4 separate regions of the Homo sapiens genome follow, and all the other regions are linked to region 3. The links are chromatin loops, found by intact Hi-C in ENCODE. Cell type or tissue: A673. All regions are shown on one strand. Each heading gives the region's core, and the rest is flanking DNA. Links, peaks and the distances in the headings are about the cores only. Region 1 overlaps KCNQ5 (potassium voltage-gated channel subfamily Q member 5). Region 2 overlaps KCNQ5 (potassium voltage-gated channel subfamily Q member 5). Region 3 overlaps KCNQ5 (potassium voltage-gated channel subfamily Q member 5). Region 4 overlaps KCNQ5 (potassium voltage-gated channel subfamily Q member 5).

Region 1 (5,459 bases), core at 347-5,346, 490 kb before region 3:
AGGTAAACTCCAGGATCACCATGTACAGAACTGCTGATTGCCAGTTCTCTTGACCCCTTGGGAAACTTTGGAGCTCGGCGTTCAGCTGCCTGTGCAAGTGGGCGTTCTGCTCAGGGCATTCCCACACTGAGACCAACACAGGAGTTCCCACTCATCATAGTAATTTCTAAACAGTAGTAATTAAACTAGTTAAACTAAATGTTCTAGTTAATAAAACATTCTGAGTATGTTTAATTTGCTCCAAAGTATTTTAAAAAATAAGAAAGAAACCAATGCTGTTTCATAATACTTTGTTTGGAGATGTTATTTTTTTCTCCCTAAATGGGTTAAGAACAACAGTATAAACCAAAAGTTGTGTTTTTTTTTAACAAAATGAAGTGTCTGTTTATTTTCAGTATACACTTTAAGCTTCTAATATTGTTCACTTAATTCTATTACATGAAAGGAAAATATTATACCTAGCCTTCCAAGAACACAATATGCAGTGGACACTCAAATATTGAATGAGTGAGTGCCCACTGCATATTGTGTTATTGGAACACTTTGGAAACACTTCTTCCATTTGTTCAACTTTCTCCAGTCATGTGGAAAATGGCTTTTTTCTTCAACTAAGAGTGGTACTTCCCAGTGCAGCTAAGGTCAAAAAGTGTTAGAAATGTGTGTTCATTGCAATCTCTAAAGTGCTTTTTATCCATCTTTTAAAGACTACATACTTCAAATGGATTTCAGACCTAGATCAGCAGTCAGATTAAAGAATTGCAAAGTGAGATTAAACTAGTTTTAAATTTATCATGCCTGATGATAAAATTCTATAGTTCTGTTTTGGTATGTCAAATGGAAAAGGCAGAGAAATTGATTGGCAATCCAAATGACATTTGGGAACTCACTTAGAACCTTCAAGATAGGATCCTGAACCCAAGGAGCACCTACTCTTATTCATCTAGTCCTTGACATAGAAGAAATTACAGTTTGTTTTGGGGAAACAGTTTTAACAAGCTCGAACATTCAAATTTGCCTTCAAGTATTTTTCTCTAGAAGAAACCCGGGTAAGTTCCCTTAGCTTCAGATCCATCAAGGAATAAACAAAATGAGATGGGTTAGGATCTTCCCAAACGAAGCAGCTACCCTAGTTATGTAGGTCCTACTTTAGTTGTGCACTGAGATCGTCCTGCAATCCTTCCAAAGGTAGGACAGGAAGCATAATAGGAAAGAAAACTATGTAGTCATCATATTTGTGCCAATCGTGTGGACTCCTATACAGTAGTTCAGGCTACCAGTTTGGTTGGGCCATGCTTCAGTAGCCCATTATTCCTTTCACTCAGTAGAATGGCTCCAGTTATTCCTCTGAAATTGGAAGTTAGAGTTTCACAGTATCTCTAGCAGGAAAGATTGCCTTACATGGTTCCAGATCTTTTACATCTAGTATTGGACTTGATGAGCTACTTTACAATTACATTTCCTAAACTAGTTGGGTCATGCTGCTGAGAGCTGTTTTCCAGAGCTAGTGGGTATGGAGTTTTCTTCCAGGCTTCAGGGCAGGAAGTGGATAATAAAAATACATTTATAGATGGCGCTAAGTGAGGTAGCCTAGACAACCATAAATAAGAATAATCAAACCATCACGTTGTACTGGAGAAGACAGAATATTCCTCTAATTGAAGGGTAGCTATCATAATTTAAAATTGTCATCATGAAGGATTGTACTTTTTTTCTCCAAAACAGGTTAAAGGCAAATACCTATTTTTTTTTTGGTTTCTTGTTGATTCAAATTCCCTTTCCACACTGCAATCTTAGTATAGATTTCTGGAGCACATGATAATATATTTAAAAGAGCTATTCACAATAAATCTGTTATGTTTTTGTACTTGTTTCAAGGGTGACATGTAAAGTTAGTGGTTGCTCTACAGTAAGCATCTGGTAGTGGAGCGGCAGTGCAGCATGACAAGGACCTGGACTGCAGTGTCAGCCCTGGGAATGTGCAGAAACGGAGAATAGGAGAAAATTCAAAGGGAGGACTGGAGTTCTTAGCTCTCCATTGGCTTCTGGTTGGCAAAAGAGATGAAAGAATCAAAATGTTCTTGGTTCCAAGCAAGTGTGACTGTGACCACGCAGAAGTTACTCAATTCTGTTTTAGGTAAAGAACAAGCACAAGTAGACATGTGGCCTGTTTGGGCTTTGGGAAAGACAGGGGATCATCAGTTACCAATGTAGAGTGATGGAGAAGAAATAAGGTCCTTGGAGAAGAGTGTATGGAAAAAGATTTAGGGAATACTGGCATCTTGGGAAATGAGAAGAGAAAGATTTGCAAAAGGGACAAAGAAGAGAAAAACTAGGAAAATACAACATCCACAGGAAGACTGTCTCTCAAAGGATTGCAATGGGATAAAAGTATTACAAAGAAAAGAAGTGAAAATGTGTGATGATGTAGAAAGCCAGGATAGAAGGCGAGGGGCCAGAACCTAGAAGAAAACTTTGCCATCTAGGAGTGGACAGCATGTGCAGTGCCATGTGTTAGGAGGACATCCAATTTCACAGGAAACATGATGTCCTGGAAAAAAAGGCCAGAACAACCCAGCAACTAGGTGGTGTGCAGACATAGCAATCAGTTTTTCAAAAGGGACCATGCAGGGTGAGGGGTGTCCCTGAAAGTATCACTGTATAACTAGGATGGGGACTCCAGAAGAGAGGGTGATATTTAGAGAGCCTCGAATGAAACCAGGGATATCTGGTTGGAAAGCAATCTTGCAGTCTCTAAGAGAGATGCTGATAAGTGCAAAGCAGTTCTAAAGAGCTTGAGATAATGCACCAAACGGTGCTTGCAGGGGAGAAGGGAGACAGATTAGGGTGCATAATTGATAAATAAATGGGTAAAGAGAGAGGGAGAATGGTAGATTAGGAATCAACAAAGTAAAGCTAAACTTTTATTTCTCCAAGCAGCTGGAGGTCTGTACAAATAAAAAAGCCTCAGGAACCCCCTTCCCTGAGAAGTGGAAAGATTAAAGTAATTGAGAATAACAAGATCCTGGAGTTATGGTAAATAAAAGTTTAGGTTGGTTAAAAAAAAAGTTTGGAATGGCAACATTGGGAGCTATGATAAGGCAACATTAAGAGATAAATAACGCGATGTCTTGACAACTGCAAAGGCCCTGATAGAGTTCAGGCATGATCACGTAGAAGGCTACCTGGTGTGTGAGATTGTGAGAATTTCTCTAACAGTAGTGTGCAGGGTAAATTTTAAAAAGCAGATGGAGCCCTAACCCAAGGCTGGCAACTTTGTAGCCAAAGTAAAGGGAATGAGAAATTTTCTAGAAGTCACACACACTGAACATGTGTGACCTTGACCTTGGGCAAATCGTAAACCCCTCCAAGCACCAACCATCTGATAAATGTGGAAATAAGGAGACAAAGTGTTAAAGCTCCTTATATAATTGCTGGGCAAAAAAAAAAAAAGTAATTTTTATACTTTGTAACCATATATAGTCTATAGCCTCTTCAGAGGAGGAAATGCTGCAATAATAGACACATGTGAAAAAACATGTGTTCAACGAATAAATAAGTGAATAAGTGAATTAGCATAACACTTATTTAACAACAACATTGTATTTGGTGCCAAGATTATAGAGCCAGATATTTCCTGTTGTGTGTACAAGTTCTGTGAGCTTGAACAAAAAGATTTTTCTTCAGAAATCAAGCCATATTTTATAATCTCTTTATTTTTGAGTGTATAGATAAAAACACACTCTTAAAGCAGGAACTACTGCTTTGACACATTTAAGTAATAGGATTAGAGAGCTGGAAGGACCTTTGGTGACCAACTCTAGTGCTATCTTTTTTAGATGGGAAAACAGCCTGCAAAAATGTTAAGTAGCTTCCTCAGGATCAAGTACTATTGGAGCCAGCATTGGTGGTCAATCCTGTATAGAAATGACTTCAGTTGTAGATCTGTGACCTTCCTTACTTACCTTCCTCTACCAAAGGTACTCTATAATTCTTAATAAATGAATATTGACATTCATTTTAAATACTATTGTTTGTTCAACTGTTCCATGAAGAATATTCTTTAAATAAGCATTGTAGTGCTAACAGGGAAAATATTTTTCCCTTTTATAAACTTCTAATAGCTGGCAAAAGATAGTAATTTCCATGACTTTTCTTTCTTCTAAGGAAGTTAAATTCTGAAGACGGTGTTTTTCTTGGAGTTAAACCATATATTGACTTGTTCTTTAAAGGATCTAATAAGTGAATAGATCAAGTAAGAAACAAATTAGTATTTAGCCCATTCAGTTGCAGCACTGTGGTTTCTTTCCAGATATGAAAATGTGAGAAATATTTCCTGAAATCAAGCAAGTGGGAGTGGGAAAGAGTATGTATAAATGTTACATGAGGAATCCAAAATCATCATCAGCATCACACACACACACAAAAATACATTTATTATTTCACACACAATTTCATTACACTTGGTAAATTCATTAGGGCAAGGCAAATGTATTCATCCAGACATTCAAATAAGCAGAAACATCTGTGCAGTCTTTAAATCTGCCATGTTAAACAGGCCTACCACTCTGTTTATATGCCCCAAAGAGCCTGAACCAAGACAGACGTAAGTAGGAGCAGCTGGATTTGACCCTAACTCTTGAAAATCCTGCCCTGCTTGAGAGGTAAGGCATATCTTCAGCTTTGCAAGCACACTATTTTGTGTGTGTGTGTGTGAGAGAGAGAAAATGGTTAAAATTAATGTGAATTTGGTTCTCCCTCCTCATATTTGTCTATATTAATATACTTTTTAATTGTTAATATTATCATTAGAAAGGTGATGGTTTCATGAATGAATTATGAAGGAGAAAAGAATTTTGGTATCTAAAATTGTTGGCCAATAATTGACCATTTTCTGCCTGGGTCATGTACGTGCACTGAGAGGTTGAAGTGTACTGTGTGTGCTTCTTCAGGCATTTCCTATTTATCTGAGACACTTTTGAGACAGAGAGGTGACTGGAGAAAATGAAGGGTTCTCCTTTATTTTTATGAACAATTCTCTACGCCTCATTACTCTCACAATTTTTGAATATCTACAATCTTTTCTCTCAGTTTTCTTAACCTCCACGCTGATGGTCCTGATTCAGAGCTACTTCGTTTATTACCCAAACACAGCTTGGGGAAGGGAAGGGGGATGTAAGGCAGTAGAGGCTTAATTCCCCTTGTTATTATACATGGCTATTGCTATTTGTCCTAGGGAAGAGGGTTAGCTTGGCCCTACTAGATAAAGAGCGTGTTAAAAAGGCCTCCCAAATTTACAAGTGAAAAACAAACATTTTGCGAGTAAAAAACAAACACACATATCCTTTGCCCATTAAACATTTTGTTTTGTTTTTTAAAATGAGCAAGGGATATGAACAGACACTTTTCTTTTTAAATTCTTATTTATTTATTTATCAACTTTTATTTTAAGTTCTGGGGTA
Region 2 (5,459 bases), core at 232-5,231, 51 kb after region 3:
CAGTGAGAATATCAGACAGACTGTACACACGTGGAGCTAATTTACATTTCTCTATCAAGAGTTAAAACCAAGAAAATGAGACAGATCAGTGCATCCAGGGACTCCTGGGGTTCCTTGGTCTTGTCTAGTAACCCGATCTAAGATGAAAGAAGAGTAGAGGAATCTTAGATATATAATTTTATAACTTGCTTTGCAGATTATAAAACTGTCAGAGTTTAAATACTGTAAACACAAATACAAATCTATATTGTTGAATTATGTTTATGTATTAACAAGAAAACAACATTAAAAAGTATTCTAAATAACTAACACATATGCCTTCAATAGTGACCCAAATTATCAAGCTCTGCAGCCCTAGTTGTCTGCTGGATTTGTCCCGTGATCAATTTCGAGTGAGGGCTGCCTCAGGGGAAATTCTGTGATCAAAAGGCTCTGGGTCACCTGAAGGATGAGCCTTGGGGTCCGTGCTTTTAAGACAGATAAATGCTGTATTTCTCATGGAGAGTCAGAAATCAGAAGATAGAATTTTCCAAACTGGAAGAGGGAGTATTTCAGTCTGTTTTCTGATGTTTATAACAATATCTGAAACTGAGTAATTTATAAGGATGAATTTATTTCTTACAGTTATGGAGGCTGGGAGGTCCAAGGTGGGCAGGTGTATCTGGTGAGGGCCTTCTTGTTGGTGGGGACTCTCTGTGGCACCCTGAGGCAGCACAGGGCATCACATAGCAAGCAGAGTGAGCATGCTAAGTGCTAACTTAGGTCTCTCTTCCACTTCTTATAAAACCACCAGTTCCTCTCTCATGATAACTCATTAATCCATTAACCCATTAATCCATAATTTATTCATACAGCCAGAGTCCTCATGATCTAATCACCTCTTAAAAGTTCCACCCCTCAATACTGCCACATTAGGCATAAAATTTCAACATGAATTTCGGAGGGGGCATTCAAACCATAACAGAGGGATGTGGAATGCATGTCGGTAGTGTAAATTAACCCAAATAACCAACATAAAGTGAGGGGTTAAGGGGGAGAAACCCACATCCACCCCACAAACATAAGATCTGCAATCACAAGGGGGCCATTCAGCAACCTTCAGAAACTTAATAATATCCCCATAAATGAGGGTGCAGAGTAGGTAAAGCACTGTCATCTCCTCCAGAAATCATTTCTGATCACCTCTACCAGTCTGGGTTAAACACCCCTCTTCTGCATTCCCATATCAACCTGGGCTTCCCACCACCTTGCACATCACAAAGTGAATTTTAACTGTCTGCCTACTTGTCTGTCTGCCCTACTAGACTGAAAGTGCCCAAGCAATAGGATTTGTTTCTTCATTGCTGTATCCCTGGCATCTAGCACAGAAGCTGGCATATAATAGGCACTCAATAAATGTTTGATGAATGAATGAATGAATGAATGAATGGACAAATTCTCGAGTCCCACTCATCAGGCATCACTAGGGGAGGCAGCCACATGGAGCTTATCTAGAGAGCTCCAAGCTCTGGACAAATGAAACTCTCAAATCCTATCAGAGCTCACAGTCGCAGCAACCATTGTCTTGCACCATGCTTGTAGAGAGGAAGAGACCAAGGACCAAATGATCATTGTCATCACGTAGGAGGCTTCTTTAACTCTGCCAGCGCCCAGCAGTTAACAGTTCAGAGCCTAACACAATACTCAGCACAACGTCATAGGTACTCAATGAATATTCATTGAAAGAATGAATGAATCAGTCACTTTAGCACTTCCTTTCCCTTCCAAGGTAATCCTTTGAAAAATTAATGGAACTTCTTAACTACTTCTTGCATGAAACTTCAGACCTCACTCAAGGACGGGGAAGCATTTCAGTTCTGATTAGAGGTCTGACACCAAGGCACACTAATGCCATGTCAATGGGTCTGACATGTGCGACTTAGAAGATTTTGCAAGCTGGCATGAATCATGATCACTTCTTTGCATGAGAGCAGGGATTGTTCCACCCCCAACACACTCCACCACCACATGCCACCATCACCCCAATCCTGTCTCTACTCCAGTGGCTCTCAACCTTGGCCACACATTAGCATCACCTGAAAAGTTTTATAAAATCTTTGGACCATGCCCTGGAACAATTAAAACAGAATTTCTGGAGGTAGGACCCAGGCATTTTTTAAAGCTCCCTAGGTGATTCCAAAGAGCAGCCAAGCTTGGGAAGTACTGCTGTCTTGACAGTCAATCAAACTGCCTCTTCAGTTCACAGTTGGCTGAGCCCTCTCCGCCCTTGCACATGGTTTGGCTGCTGGCTGGGTCCGTCCATCTGTTTGGCGGTGGCAGCAGTCACTGCTGCTTCTGTTTTCTCATCGTTCTTATCTCTGCATATTCATATGCAATATTTTTACCCTAATTTAGAGGATTGGAATAAGACTTTTGTAAGATTTTAGAACTCATGGCAGCACAACAAATGCACCTACATTTCCTTATAAGTGCACATGTGTTCGTGTGTATATATAGATGTCGTCTACCCAGAGTTTCACTTTGCTTTAGTTATTTCTTCATGCTCAGAAAATTGTATGAGCAGACTTCAGTTTCAAGAGGAGGTACTAGTTTAGGTTTGTGATGAATCTTTTACACCCTCTAGTGGTACTGCTGGGGCATATCAGTTTTGTGCAATGGGTTTATTAGACTCCTAGTCTCTTCATAACCAACAGCATCAAAGGAGACTAACCTTAGAGGTCTTTTGCTCTTTGCTGCTGTATTAATCCCAGTGATGCAATCTACCCTCATGAAGAAAAGAAGCAGATGAGTATGTAACTTATTCCTCAGCCTTTTGCTGGTCCTCCAAAGGGCTCGTCATAGGTACTTAATGAATATTCATGAAAGAAAGGATGAATCAGTCACTTCAGCACTCCCTTTCTCTTCTAAGGTAATCCTTTGAAAAATTAGTAGAACTTCTTAACTACTTCTTGCATGAAACTTTAGACCTCTCTCAAAGAAGGAGAGACATAGTAAAAACAGGACATTCACTTAGCAAAAGTGTATTGAACACTTACTATGTGCCAGGCACATGTGAGTAAAAACAATCATATCATATCAAAGTGTCTTTTTCATTGTTGTTATTTTGTGTTAAAGTATGAAGATCTTAATGTTAAGACAATAGAGGAACCTTATGATTAAGAGCTCAAAGCTGGAGCCAAACTGGTTCACGTCCTAATTCCACAATTACTGGATGTTTAACATCAGGCAAGTTACTTAACCTCTCTGTGCCTCAGTTTCTTTATCTGCAAAACAGGGATGGCAATAGTACCCTTATCATAGGATTATACTATAAAGTGCTATCTAATATTATCATTTTAATCATTAAATGTATCTTAAAGGTCCTAATTTAACTCTAGAATGATTTGCCCAGAAATTCCTTTCTAGTAGGAAATACACAAGTCATATCAAACTTCTTTTGTAAGCATGTAAGAGGCCACCAAGGTCTTCTGCTTCTTCCCCAGGCCAGTTCATGGGCTTTCATTTATTCTTGGCTTCAGGGCATTTTCTCTTAGCTCTTCTTATCTAAACCAGGGGTCAGCAAACTATAGCCAGGGGATCAAAATCTAACCCAAGGGGCTTGTTTTTATAAATAAAGTTTTATTGAAATGTAGTTACACTCATTCATTTATTTATTGTCCTATGGCTGCTCGCATGCTACAGTGGCTGACTTGAGTAGTTTCAGCAAAGACCATACAACCCACAAAGCATAAGATATTTACTACCTGGCCCTTTATAGAAGAAGCTTTCTGGCCCTTGTCTAGACTCTGAGTCGCTCTGGGCTTGCTCCCAGCTGTGTTTAGAGAGTAAGACACAGAAGGTCTGGGCTAGCCTATGTGAGAACTAAGCATGAAACCAGGTTTCACTCTTCTACCTGCCAACAAGGACTCCCCTACTCCTCTGGTCTCCCCTCCACCCCCTCATCCTGTAGTTAAAGCCCTTAGTATATGAAATGCAAGTCTTAGAAAAAAAATTGAAGAATTGAAAGACCTTTTGAATTCGTAGTTGATACCTACTTTGGGACATTTTCCTCAATTTTCAGCACCCACATATTTTTTCCTGGTGTCTAGAATTATTGAACTCTGAGCTTCCTTGCTCCCTGCAAGTAACAAGATAATGGCCTACTCTCTCCTCTTATCAAAGGCTAATTGGGTAGCTTTTTGCTCATGATATACGTTGGGAATATATTACATATATTTGCTGGAAAATATACCCTGTAAAGCAAAACTAACAGACTCCAATGAGACTGATGTATATATCCTACAAATGAGGTAAAGTAAGCAGACAGCCCCTAAAATTTGTGATAAAAGGGAAAACATTACAATTACTGGAGGTAGGTAACCCATATTAGCCATGGACTGATTCCCAGAAGGGACCTTATGAGAGAATGCAGGTGGCCAGGTTGAAAGGCAGATGTTTTCCAAGTATGGGATCCCCTCTGGAAAGACAAGGACAGAGATGAATAAATGACTAATGTGGCCTTGGATTCATTTGTGTGAGAATGTCAGAGCATACAAGGCAGAGTAGGAGGTCAGATCCATAGACAGCCTAAACATTCTCCTTAATGTTTACAAGGTTGCCTGCCTGGGATTCACTCTGTGTTGCAGCACTGTGAGTGGAATGGTAAAAATGTGAGCCTTGGCATCTGCAGTAACCTTGTTCTTACTAGTTCTGTGACCTTGAACAGGTAACTCAACCTCCTGAGCTTTACTTGACCCAAATGTCAAAGGTGGAAAATTCTTAGAGTTTTAAGTTGACAGAATGCAGGTAAAGTACTTAGCACTGCACCAGCCATCCAGCCAAGCACAACTCTTGGAGACCCACTCAACATTAAGTTGAAGAGAGCAAGATCTATGTCTTGTTCACCTTTGTATCCCCGCCATCCAGCTCTGTGTCCAGCAGATGGATAGTGGGTGCCCAGGTTAAGTTCATTGCATCATAGAGACAGAGGCAGTTCCAGGCATTCCAATGATGACCAGAGAAATAAGAAAATGCTGCAGGGGGCAAGGAGGACAATACTAAATACTCAGAGATGCTTTCTCAAACTTAGCTTGGACACAAATTTTCCTCTCTCTACCTTCTATTTTGATCATGAAAATCGTGTACTGTCCTGAAAGAAGTGAGAGGGGATTGGGTGGAAAGAGGGAGGCTGAGATAATTGAATAATGTAAACATGTCAAGTTATGTGACCCCACTGACCTGGCATCTTCATTCACAGAGTATGATGGCTAAAACAGGAGCCCCAGAGAGCATCCCTCACACCTGGTCCTGCTTAGAGCAAGACAGGCACACGTGATTTTTGGAAGCACTGATAGCAATCTCCTAGGAATGAAAAACTGAGGTTGTATTCTTTTTAGACTCTAGCCACATGTTTTCCACTGTTTTCTTGATGGTCTTATAATACTGTAAATTTCATTCAACCAATATAATTCCATCCCAAC
Region 3 (5,459 bases), core at 333-5,332:
ACACAGCAGCCAACATCCGCCTCTGGGTGCCTGGCACTCTCACCAAAGGACGGAGCCATGACTGTAGAGTGGGTCATACACAGAGAGGCTTTTCTTTCTGCAACATTGATTAAGATGTCGAACACATTTATAGAACCCTTAGTTAACTACATTCCCGGCTTTGGAATGTTCTTGTTAAAAAGGGATTTTGTCTTTCTACACTGAGGCTAGGGTATGTTTAAACAAAATTTGCCTACGATGTCTTGGGCTAAGGAAAAATGTCACATTATTTATGACAGATCCAAAACTTTTCTTTAAAAATACAATGGCCAAGTGCAGTGCCTCATGCCTATAATCCCAGCACTTTGGGAGGCCAAAGAGAGTGGATCACCTGAGGTCAGGAGTTCGAGACCAGCCTGGCCAACATATTGTGAAACCCCCTCTATTTTAAAAATACAAAAATTAGTTGGGCGTGGTGCTGCATGCCTGTAGTCCCAGCTACCTGGGAAGCTGAGGCAGGAGAATCACTTGAACCTGGGAAGCAGAGGTTGCAGTGAGCTGAGATCACACCACTGCACTCCAGCCTGGATGACAGAGCAAGACTCCATCTCAAAAAATAAAAAATAAAATAAAATACAAGCCATTAATCTGAAGAAGAGCTTTTTAAATATAGCTCAACTGAGCAATAGTGAAAATACTGTTTCATCAGTTCTTTTTGGTACATTCAGGTACAAATTACTGTTAGTCTCAACTGAGCCTGCTGTTTTTTCCTCTACTCCAATCATAAAATACTTCTTTAGCATCATTTAATCACTCATTTCTTTTCCTCTGAATTCCCACTAAAACAGTACTAATCTCATATATGTGGTGGTAAATGTGTTTATTGATTTCATTCTATTAAAAAATTAGTTGGAAAAGTCATTTTTAAAATGGGACAAGTTTTTTTCTGTTTTGATATAAATTGTCATTTTCAGAGAACTGAATTTACCTGTGAATCCATCTGTCCAGAATAAGCCAATATTCTCACCTTGAGGTTTTATGTGGTTCTCCCTTCCTCCTTGACCAGATTATCAAATAGTAGTCAGTCATCACATTGATACAAGAAGGCTTTTCCTTCTATCTACCTAAGTTTTATTGCTACAAAAACAGATTATATTATCTGAGGTTTTGAGATTATCTATACATCTTGCTGCCTCTAGTTACTCTGTCTTCTTAATCAACAATGGTTGGCTATATGCCTGCTTGATACTTAAGCTTCCTTAATGGCAATTTTAAAAGCTTTGCTAGAACCCTTTCAGATTTCTGAGTAGACTAAAGTTGCTTTACCAGGTACCTGTGAGACTGTTGTAAAGATGCATGTCTTAAACGTTAAGGCAAAAATGATATTTTTATATTACATTACACTCTTGTGCTGTGAGCCACCGAGTGCTTTTTCTGAACCACTCCTGTGTGGTTGGCTTTTGGGGGAAGGGGGAGTTCTGAAGCTGTGTGTGGCTCTTGGAGAGAACTCTAGAACCCTGGTGGAAGACTGTGTGCTCTTATATTTTTTCTGCATTTATTTTCTGTTATTTCAATTTTCTTTCTTCTGTGTGCAATGAATGATCTGCATGTGTTGTTAAACTAAACTCAATAAGACTAGATTTTGGTTTTTTTCCAACATAGTCAACTTGTGTCCTTATTGGCAAAATGTTCCATTGTTTCAAAAACAATCTTTCCAAAATGGTCTCTCCTTCTGTTCACATTTATTGATAGAGGAAACGGATTTAGTCTTCTAACAACACATCATAGGACTTAAAATAAGAAACGTACTTTTCTTTCGTTTCTTACAAACCAGCAATCTAGAATCTTTTCTTCTGTTTTGTTGAACATATATTCTGACAATTGGTTACCTATATCAACTATAAATGCAGATGTTTCACACAAACCAAGAACTTACGTTTTCAAATTTCAACAATTAATGTCATGAATTTATTGATTTCTGTAGTTATTCTTTGAAGTTCTAAAGTACGTTATTAATCATTTATACTATGTGTTATTGATATTTATTACAGGGGTAGCTATATTCTAAAGTATTTATTCTTACATGCTAACACAGAGACTATCATCATTTGTATGTAATGCCTAGTTCAAATCCAATTTTTCAACCTAGCCGTTAAGATCACTGGATATCTTTCAAGCAGCACAATTAAACAACATAGTACTCTCTGCTTAAATAGTCTGTGTACTTCTATATTAAAAACAATAAAGCCAAATGGCTTTGTTTTTATAAAAGAATCCCTGAGCACTTTCCTATTCGTGAAATGCTTAGTAATGTGCTGCTCTATTTCCCTCACTCCTAGTAAGTTCTGTAGTAATAAGCAGAAGCTCTTCAGAATGTACACCTCACGGAAGCAGAGGTACCCAGCATCCGGGCTATTGACATGAGATTTGAGAATGCCAACTAACCTCAGGTGCATGACCAGGTTACACCGCCACCCCACCTGAGCCCTGTTCAGAGACTCACTCTTTCTAGGGACTTCTTGAATGAGGTTTTCAACCCGCTTGAAATTTTCCTTGTTGCCTGTTGCCTGCTTTGATACTCTCCACCGCTGGGACAAATAGTCGGCGTCCCGCGTAGAACTGGCAGTCAGCCCTTTGGCGCCTCCTTGTGGTTGGACAACTGCTGAGCTGCTGCACGCACTGGATTGTTATGGCTCAGTTGCCATATTGTGCCTGAGGCGAGAATTTGTAGAATGCTTATCCCATGAAGGGCTAAAACCCTAATTAAGTATAACAATAACTACAGCATTCTAAGTCCCAGAGGATTACTGTGGGGTTATGATGATGCCACACAGTTGCCTGGCAGAGAACAGCCGGTAGTAGACTGCATGCTAGGCCATTTGAATAACCTGTACATCTGGTTCCTAGAGATGAGAGAATTCTCTCTTGCAGGGTGACAGTGCAGGCTCTGCTGAGCATGGTCCTCAGCTGTAACTGTGGGACTGTACCCTAAGAGAGATGCTCCGATCAATGACCACAGCAATTTTTTTTTTACTTTCTGCAAAGCAAGACCTCCTTGTTGGTCTCTTGGGGATAATCCTTGGCATTCTTCCTAAAAATACTGTTACATAAATCTTCAAAAATCATATTCGTAGATGTCACCAAAAAAAAGGCAGGAAAATAATGAAGACTTCAGTGTTTCAGTGAAGAGTCTATATTTTTAATCAATTCAATGTGTGTTTTCAGTAACAGTCACCTGATCAGCTTAATAGTCATCTAATCAAGACGCTGTGTTGATTTTCAAAGGGAAACAAAGTAGAAAAATAATAAAGTGAGCTTTTTGTAAGAGGACACAAGAACAGATCTTTGCCTTGGAAAAGAAAATTTTGCCTGGTTAAAAAGTTCTTGATTAGAATCTTATTCTTAACTTTCATATAATTATGTCAAAAGAGAAAGTGAAAACATTACATTTTTTCTAATTTAACATGTAATATGCCGAGTTTATTTTAAAATAATTCTTGGGAATCTTTAAAATAATAGACATTAGCAAATATCCATGTAGTTGAGAAGGACAAAAGGGAAATGTTACTTAGAATTTATTTTTGTCAACTTTAAGTGCTTTAAATGATACTAAGATTTAGAGAATATTATTCACATTTTCCAATTTATTCATAAGGTAATGTCAAAATGGTTCATAGAGGCAATTTTTAAAAATATTTTTATAGGTATGATTTTTAAAATACTTTTATTATAAACAAACTATGGTGGATTGAATGCTAATACTTTCATTTTGGATGTTTTTACTTTTTTAGTAATTGAATTTTTTTAATTTTTCATATTAAGTGTTTTTATGATGGTTTATCCATTTCTTATGTATTTAGTTGACATAGAAAAGAGATATATCTTGAAAGTTGGAGAAAATAATTTGATATTAACTAAAACCAACCTTTTATAGTAATTAGCATCTGTTAGTTCCAGAAAAGGTAATAGATAAAATCAAATATAGTGAGGACCAATTGTAATGATATCTATGTCAACTTGAGCTATTCATTAATCTGAATAAAGGTGCAGAAGTGAGCATATGCTTCCTGAACTAGATCATTGTAAATTTAAATTATGGAACAGATGTGTTGAAACTAAAAAGAGATTTGAAACTTTTACAATTTAAAAAAAAAAAAAGCTTGAGAAAAGTAGATATTTTTGGGCACCATCCCTTTGACAGATTTGTTTAAATAATTGAAGGCTTTGGGATGACATGGAAAACCTAGCCTGAGAATTAAAAGATGCAGGTTTATGATGTTATTGTTGCTCTTGTTTAATGTAATCTATCATTTAATCACACATGTGTCAAGCACAGATAAACTCTTCCACTGTTGGGATTGTTGTAAAGAACTCTTGAACCCACCTGACCTCATCACCAAACTGCCCCGCCTGTTCTTTGCATGTGCCTTCAGCGAGTCATGCTGGACTTAGCTGTGTCTGCATTTCAGAGGGGAGCTGTCAGTTGCATGGTCAACTTGTTTATTGTTTCCAGAACTCCCTGACCACCAGTTCATGATTTGATTTGTTTTCATGTAAACACACATAAAACGTGGTGCCCTTTTAGAATATCGTTTGTTAAGCAACTAGGCATGGAAAAATAAATGTTACTGTTTCTTGTTAGCTACAAAGCACATATCCACTAAACACATTTGCTGTTGGCATGCTGCAGTTGGGGACAGTGGACATTGCGGTAAGTGGACAAAACAAGGCCTCCACTTCGTCTCAAATAAGCCTTATCCATGAGAACGCTGCTTTCATACCCCACAAAGGCTGCGGCTTTACTCTCTCAGAGTAGCTGCTCTGAGAGACTTCCCTCAGACTCATTGCCCAGGATTTCTTCAGGCCCTGCAGAGTCCTGGGCCTCTCACATTGATGACAGTATCACCTTCTAATGAATGGCATAATTTCACTATAAAGGAAACAAGAAAAAAAAACAGAATGGGTACACAAAGCTTCTTACAGTTCATTTGATTCCCACAAGAATCCCTTAGCTGTGTTGCTATGTTTATCTCCAAGTTAGAGATGAGAACCCTAGCCCCCGTGTGTCTGATCCCAACCTGCCCTTCCTAGCACATCATAGCATATCTCTTGATTAGGAAAGTGTGAAGATGCACTTTGGATTTTATGATTGTTGTTAATGCTTCTTTTATCAGCCCACAACAATTTGATCTTAGCCGGCATCAGAGAACTGAATGCCTGAACAAATATAATTTACCAGTAGCTGCCACAGCAAATCAATAACCTGTTTACTAGCAGGAAATTGTGTTAGTGAACATAACATCTCATTCTCTTCATCAGTCATCACATTCATTATCTGTTGGGGCTGTTCTATCTTGTGTGGTTTTCATCTCACAAGAATGAATGTAAGCATAAAAGAAATCTAATGTTAAGTGTTGTGTGTTTAATATTATGTATGTGGTGCTACCAACTGCTATGAGATTGCATGAATTTATGGATAA
Region 4 (5,459 bases), core at 211-5,210, 180 kb before region 3:
ACTAAATTTTTTTTAAATGGTTATCAATTTAATGCTATATTTAACCATGTAAGAAGAACAAAAGTTCTTCCCTTTTTTTCAAAATGCTATACCCTCTCAAATAGTTTTTTATTTAAAACTCTCTTGTACAATCTTTTTATTCAAAACTCTCTACCCTTTTCAAATTTCCAAAAGAGATGAAAAAAAATTGCTTTTGTTCCTTCAGGAGCAGAATTAGTATATCACAGAAATTTCTCTTGAATTATTTTTCAACAAGGATCCTGGAAAGCCACATCACTAAAAATCAAGAATAGCTAAGAAAAACTAAGAATTTTGCCTGCTAGAAGTTTGATCTCTTGCTGCTTTTTAAAAAAATCTGTCTTGATAGCAGTTTTAACATAACTGGTAGCGTATTCAGTATCATTTCTTCATGACATGCCACTAGCAGCCAATCTTGGTAAACAAACTGATTAAAAGATTATCTGTCACCCAGGGTTTCATCATCCTCTACAGTGATTCACTTGTTTGGAATCAAGGCACAGTCTGAAGTCACTGAATGGAGTTGATGAAGCTAATGCTTCACAAATAGAAAATGAAAATCATCTGAAAACCAGGGAGAAAATCCTCACTGATTATCGCCAACTTGTTGGTAGAATTCTAACCGTATGGTTTCCATGCATGAATCACAGGAACCATTGGTTGCAGCAGAGCCCCTCAGCTGTCTCACTTCCTCCAGTGGCATGAGCCTGCTGCTGTACCTTGTATTCACCTGGTGACAGTGATGACCAAGATGTTTACACCTGCTGCAGTGATGAGCACACAGGCATGAGCAGTCCTTCCACAGTTGTGTGTGTGTCGGAGGGCATTGGAGGGGAAGTGAATTCCAAGGGCTGGAGCGGTAGAACAATTCCAATCTAGCATGATCTGTCTTGAATTCTAAGAATATGTTTTCATAACTTGGAGGATGGCCATATCATGGAAGGGGGAAACCCAAATATTGACGCTTTTTGCCTATCATGATGTCATAAGGATTAATCATCCAAATGTAACTTTCTGAGCTCTACAAAAGGTCATGTGAAATCAAATTTCTATTAATAATTAGATTAGATATCTGATCCCAAGCCCTCATAACAATCTTCTCTGGCCTTTTTTGTTACTGCTGCTTAGAGCTGAGAATCCCTGTTTTCTGAAAACTTTAAGCCTGATTTCTAGTTCCTCCTGCCTTTTCCCAGATCCCAAAAAAATCAATGTTAAATCAACTTGAGTATTTTCACATGCAAAGGAAGTATTTGAACATGGAACAAGTGTGGATATTGTCCCAATGATCAGGATTTTCAACTTTCTTGTTCTTCTCAGATCCTCTCTTCCCTCAAAAAATTATTCTGTTAAATTAATTTAACCTCTTAGCCTTCTTTTGTTGTTGTTGATTTTTTGTTGGTTTGTTTTTTGGTTTTTGCTTGTTTGTTTGAGACGGAGTCTTGCTCTGTCGACCAGGCTGGAGTGCAGTGGTGCGATCTCAGCTCACTGCAACCTCTGCCTCCCAGGTTCAACCAATTCTCCCTGCCTCAGCCTCCTGAGTAGCTGAGATTACAGGCACCAACCACCACACCCAGCAAATTTTTTTTTTTTTTTTTTAAGTAGAGAAGAGGTTTCACCCTGTTGGCCAGGTTGGTCTTGAACTCTTGACCTCAGGTGATCCACCCCCTTGGCCTCCCAAAGTGCTGGGATTACGGGTGTGAGCCACTGTTCCTGGCCTAACCCCTTAGCCTTCTATTAATAATACAAAAAGATATGTCCTCCCCTAAGATACGTAACCTTTCAGTAATTATAAAAGTATATACCTGTGCTCAGTTTTTATTTGATGATGCTGTTTTTATTTTATTTTAATCCACAGCTATTTTCCACGAAACATCCTATAGAAGAGATACTTTCTTAGGGATGAGAATTATGTATTACGTACTTAGAACAAGGGCAAAGTTTAACTCTTAGTACATGGCAAAGCTGATCTCATCCCTGAAGAGTGTAATGTACTTCTAGAACTTCATCTTCTATCCAAATCCATTAAATTAAAAGAGATTGAGGGAACTGAGTGGAATAGTCATCAACATTTCACTAAATAAAATGAAATCTCTCTGAAATTAGTTTGGCTTCTACAACTCTAGCTAGACAGAAACATTTGTCCCTGACACACTGAAGTCATTACTTAAGAGCAATTGTGCATTTGGGGAAAAAAATGGCCATTGTAAGTTTGCAAAGTTGAAGGTAAGAAGGATGGATGGTGAAATGGAAGCAAAGAAGGATTCAGTAAGATTAGTATTTTTGGATAAGGATAGTTGATGTGTCACACAACAGAGCCAACTTCAAAGTTTGACTTCAAAGAAAACTCTCCAAGAAAACACACTTGTGCATGTACACAGACACACACACAGAAAGCAAACACAAACACTTGGTAGTTTCTCCCTTTCATTTGTGCTAACAACTTTTCCATTCTACTTGGTCTAGGATTTTCTTTTCCTTTTTGATATGCTTCAAATTTTGCATCCTTGAAAATAAATTTTATTAGACATGATGCTAGGTTCACTTTAGACCCTTGTGTTGTACACTTCTTAATAAACATAGCTCATAACTTCTCCTTCTAGACCACAGTAGTCTAGAATCTGTCTTGCCACTGTGTTAAGAAGCACCCCAAAATTTTAGAAAATATTTTTATAGTGGTGTAAAATTACCTTATTAAAATCAGAAACTCTATAAAATATTTTAGCCTTTTACACCAATGCTAAATTCTAAACCTAATTTCATGTTGTAAATTATTTTCTAGCTTAAGCTGAAGAGTTTAGACCTTGTGACAATCAAAGCCAACTGATCAAATTCTACCTTCTTTGAGGTGCCCTTTCTTGGATAGTAACTGCTTCTTTCCTCAGTAATTTTCTAACTAGCAAAGCTCTTGAAGACCTTTCTCGGGAATCTTCCCTACCATTCATCCCTTCTTTATCATCCTGCCAAAATAATTTCTTCACTGGGACTTTTTGCTATAATTACCTCAATTTTGTTGTTTTAACTTAAAAGTAATAAACTCATATGCTACATCTAGATTACAAATTCCGGAAATAGAGATTGAACTCTTTCCTGCATTTCCTGTTTTTCCTGAGGATCCAGTAATGTGCTCTTGAATGCAATAAATGCTTACTCACCCTCTCCAGTAGGCTATTTCCATCTGATTCTGTCATTCATCCCTTCAGTGATTATTTGTTAAGTACCTAGTGCATTTTGAGCACACTGTGTGGTTCTAGATACACACCACATAGTGAAACAGACTTGGTCCCTGCCCTCGTGGACCTTACAACCCCATGATGAAGGCCACATAACAAGAAACTTCTCTGGACACACATTTTATCCAGTGAAGATGTTTTTAAAATGTGATTAATTAACATTTTTTCAGGTGGACTTTAGCCTGACTTACAGCCAACTAGCTACAAACCAAGATTTCTTTCTTGTGAATAACAATTTAAATTGGCAACTTGTGAATCACAAGATCTTTCCAGTCCTCACTGAATGTGATAAAGCCATTTATGTTGAACCCAGTGTGTGTTTTAGTTGCTTTCTCATAATGTAGGAAATGACATCAACAAATTGTAAAATGTTTAATGACTGAAACAACAATTATACTTAAATTCCTTTTCAAATCCAATGAATCATACTAACCTGTAACCTCTGTCCCTCTCCCTCCCCACAGAATAAGAGCTCCTCTCTTAAGGCAGCCCCCACCAATCCCTGCTGCCCCCTTTAAAATCCCTTCATGCCCATCCCTTCTGTAACTAAGAAATCTTGGACTGTTTGCACCAACTTCAAGAAACATGAAGAGGTCTCACATTTTTAGTTGCCTTTGGAGATGGGAGCAGGATAGACAGAGTCAGGAGTAGAATGAGACTTCCTCAAGATATGTATGTTACAGAATTTTGACTTTTAAAGATTGAGATGTACAAAAACTTAAAAGAAAAAATATGAAGAAAATGAAGAGAGGCAGTATGGTGAGAAAATGAAGTGACTGGAGGAGACAGCACAGCCAATATTTCACTCACAATCATTAGTCTTTATCTCATCTTTCTGCACCCCAGATTTTCCCTGGGGTGACTTATGAAATTTCAATTAACGAACCACCAACAAAGAACAGAGGCGAAACTGAGTCAACAAAAGGCTCTTGATACTTAAGTTCAGATTCCTTGGCAATCTTTCAAAGTTTTTCTTTGGCAGACCTCAGCACAACCACGTAAGAATATGTCTATGTCTTTGAGTTCATCTTAATGTTCTTTATACAGCTTTCTTATCTGTGACACAGAACAAGTTTCACTAAAACCATATCAAGCTTCTGGTTCCAACTATAGGTCTGTGTTAGAGAGCCACACCTGAAAAATCAAGCATGTCAGATGCAGACCTGTATGCCTTTACTGCTGTTCAAGAGGAAAGTGTAAGTGCTGTGGGAGGAAGGCAGGAGGAGGAGCCAGAGGCTTGGTAGGGGTGAAGGTAGATGGAGAAGAATGACTAAAAGTAAGTGCAAAAAATACTGCAGGAAAGCAGTTTGAGATAACTAAGGCAGCATTCCAGTGTATCCACTTAAGGAAGGGTTGTTAATACAGCTATACTTCTGTGGATAAGAAATTAACTTACTGTATAATTGCATTCTCGGAAGATCTTTCAAGACTTTTCTGTGTGTGTGTGTGTGTGTGTGTGTGTGTGTGTTGATAAAAACTCTCACTTCTAGTAAACTTAGGATAATAGGCTATGTCTTGCTAATCTATCTCACTGGTTATTGAAAAACTGTCGCTCTGTAGTCAGGGGTGGCAGGAATTTAAGTTGAAAGCATGATATGACTACAAAATGTGCATTTCTAGATACGCAGCCCTTCCCCAAACAGACTTGGCAGAATAAGTTAGTTTAAATGGTTGGTTCCATCTGTGTGGTAAAATTGTGTCTGACATCTGTTTAAAATGAGCACAAGATGCTTGAAAAAGAAGGGCAAGCCTCACTGTTGAACGTGATGGAATCTGGGGGCCATGGCCCTCGTGTGTATGTACAAGCTCACAGCTCACACGGTTCACCAGTCTTGTCAGCTGTTACTACCTTTTTATCTGGATCCTGTTAACTTGAGATTTGTTCTTAGCTTATGGAAAAGGTCTCCCTGTGTTTTCTTCCTCCAGATAGGAGAAGTCTCTTGGCAGAGTTCTTCAAAGGCAGTTAAGTCAGTAGCATCATGGAAATTTGGCAGCAAGTTGAGTACCAGAGCAGATCTAAACGTTAGTTTAGGTTATTTTCACAAGCAATTGTTCCACAATTTTTCATCCCTTTATTTTAGCAGTTAGCATAATCACTCACAACAGTTCCTAAAGTGAACCTGCTTGTCCATTCTTATCATTGTGTAGTCTGAATAACCATGAAATTTAAATTTAAATTGGATACATAAACATGGCAAAACATGAATAAAT

Evidence for each region. Hi-C counts contacts between places; a loop is a spot of excess contacts. Peaks named below come from ENCODE experiments on the same cell type or tissue, not always from the same donor. Only the 100,000 strongest peaks of a DNase experiment are listed, where the experiment ranks them.
Region 1: it touches region 3 in a loop (9-fold over the local background); 6 of 110 quality-filtered maps call a loop at or near these places.
Region 2: it touches region 3 in a loop (2.1-fold over the local background); 15 of 110 quality-filtered maps call a loop at or near these places.
Region 4: it touches region 3 in a loop (2.1-fold over the local background); 6 of 110 quality-filtered maps call a loop at or near these places.

The regions. Positions count from the first base shown.
Region 1 is chr6:72,636,898-72,642,356 of GRCh38, forward strand. All of the region lies in intron 1 of KCNQ5 (potassium voltage-gated channel subfamily Q member 5), which reads left to right. KCNQ5-IT1 (KCNQ5 intronic transcript 1) reads left to right here. Exons shown (of 4, transcript NR_120503.1): 2 at 3,837-3,977. Among named protein-coding and RNA genes, the nearest start is that of KCNQ5-IT1, 9.1 kb to the left of the region's middle. In A673, for the core only: a CTCF peak has its summit at 3,216; DNase peaks (open chromatin) are centred at 3,284 and 3,644; H3K27ac peaks cover 1,866 bases.
Region 2 is chr6:73,178,595-73,184,053 of GRCh38, forward strand. The region is part of intron 11 of KCNQ5 (potassium voltage-gated channel subfamily Q member 5); the gene reads left to right. Among named protein-coding and RNA genes, the nearest start is that of KCNQ5-AS1, 38 kb to the left of the region's middle. In A673, for the core only: a CTCF peak has its summit at 2,617 (motif pointing left); DNase peaks (open chromatin) are centred at 1,697, 2,327 and 2,627; H3K4me3 peaks cover 399 bases; H3K27ac peaks cover 442 bases.
Region 3 is chr6:73,127,475-73,132,933 of GRCh38, forward strand. The region is part of intron 9 of KCNQ5 (potassium voltage-gated channel subfamily Q member 5); the gene reads left to right. Among named protein-coding and RNA genes, the nearest start is that of KCNQ5-AS1, 13 kb to the right of the region's middle. In A673, for the core only: a CTCF peak has its summit at 2,644 (motif pointing left); a DNase peak (open chromatin) is centred at 2,697.
Region 4 is chr6:72,949,849-72,955,307 of GRCh38, forward strand. All of the region lies in intron 1 of KCNQ5 (potassium voltage-gated channel subfamily Q member 5), which reads left to right. The region is part of intron 3 of LOC105377855 (a long non-coding RNA gene); the gene reads right to left. Among named protein-coding and RNA genes, the nearest start is that of MIR4282, 15 kb to the right of the region's middle. In A673, for the core only: no CTCF peak of the experiment used is centred there; DNase peaks (open chromatin) are centred at 493, 3,163, 3,683, 4,463 and 1 weaker place; H3K27ac peaks cover 4,686 bases.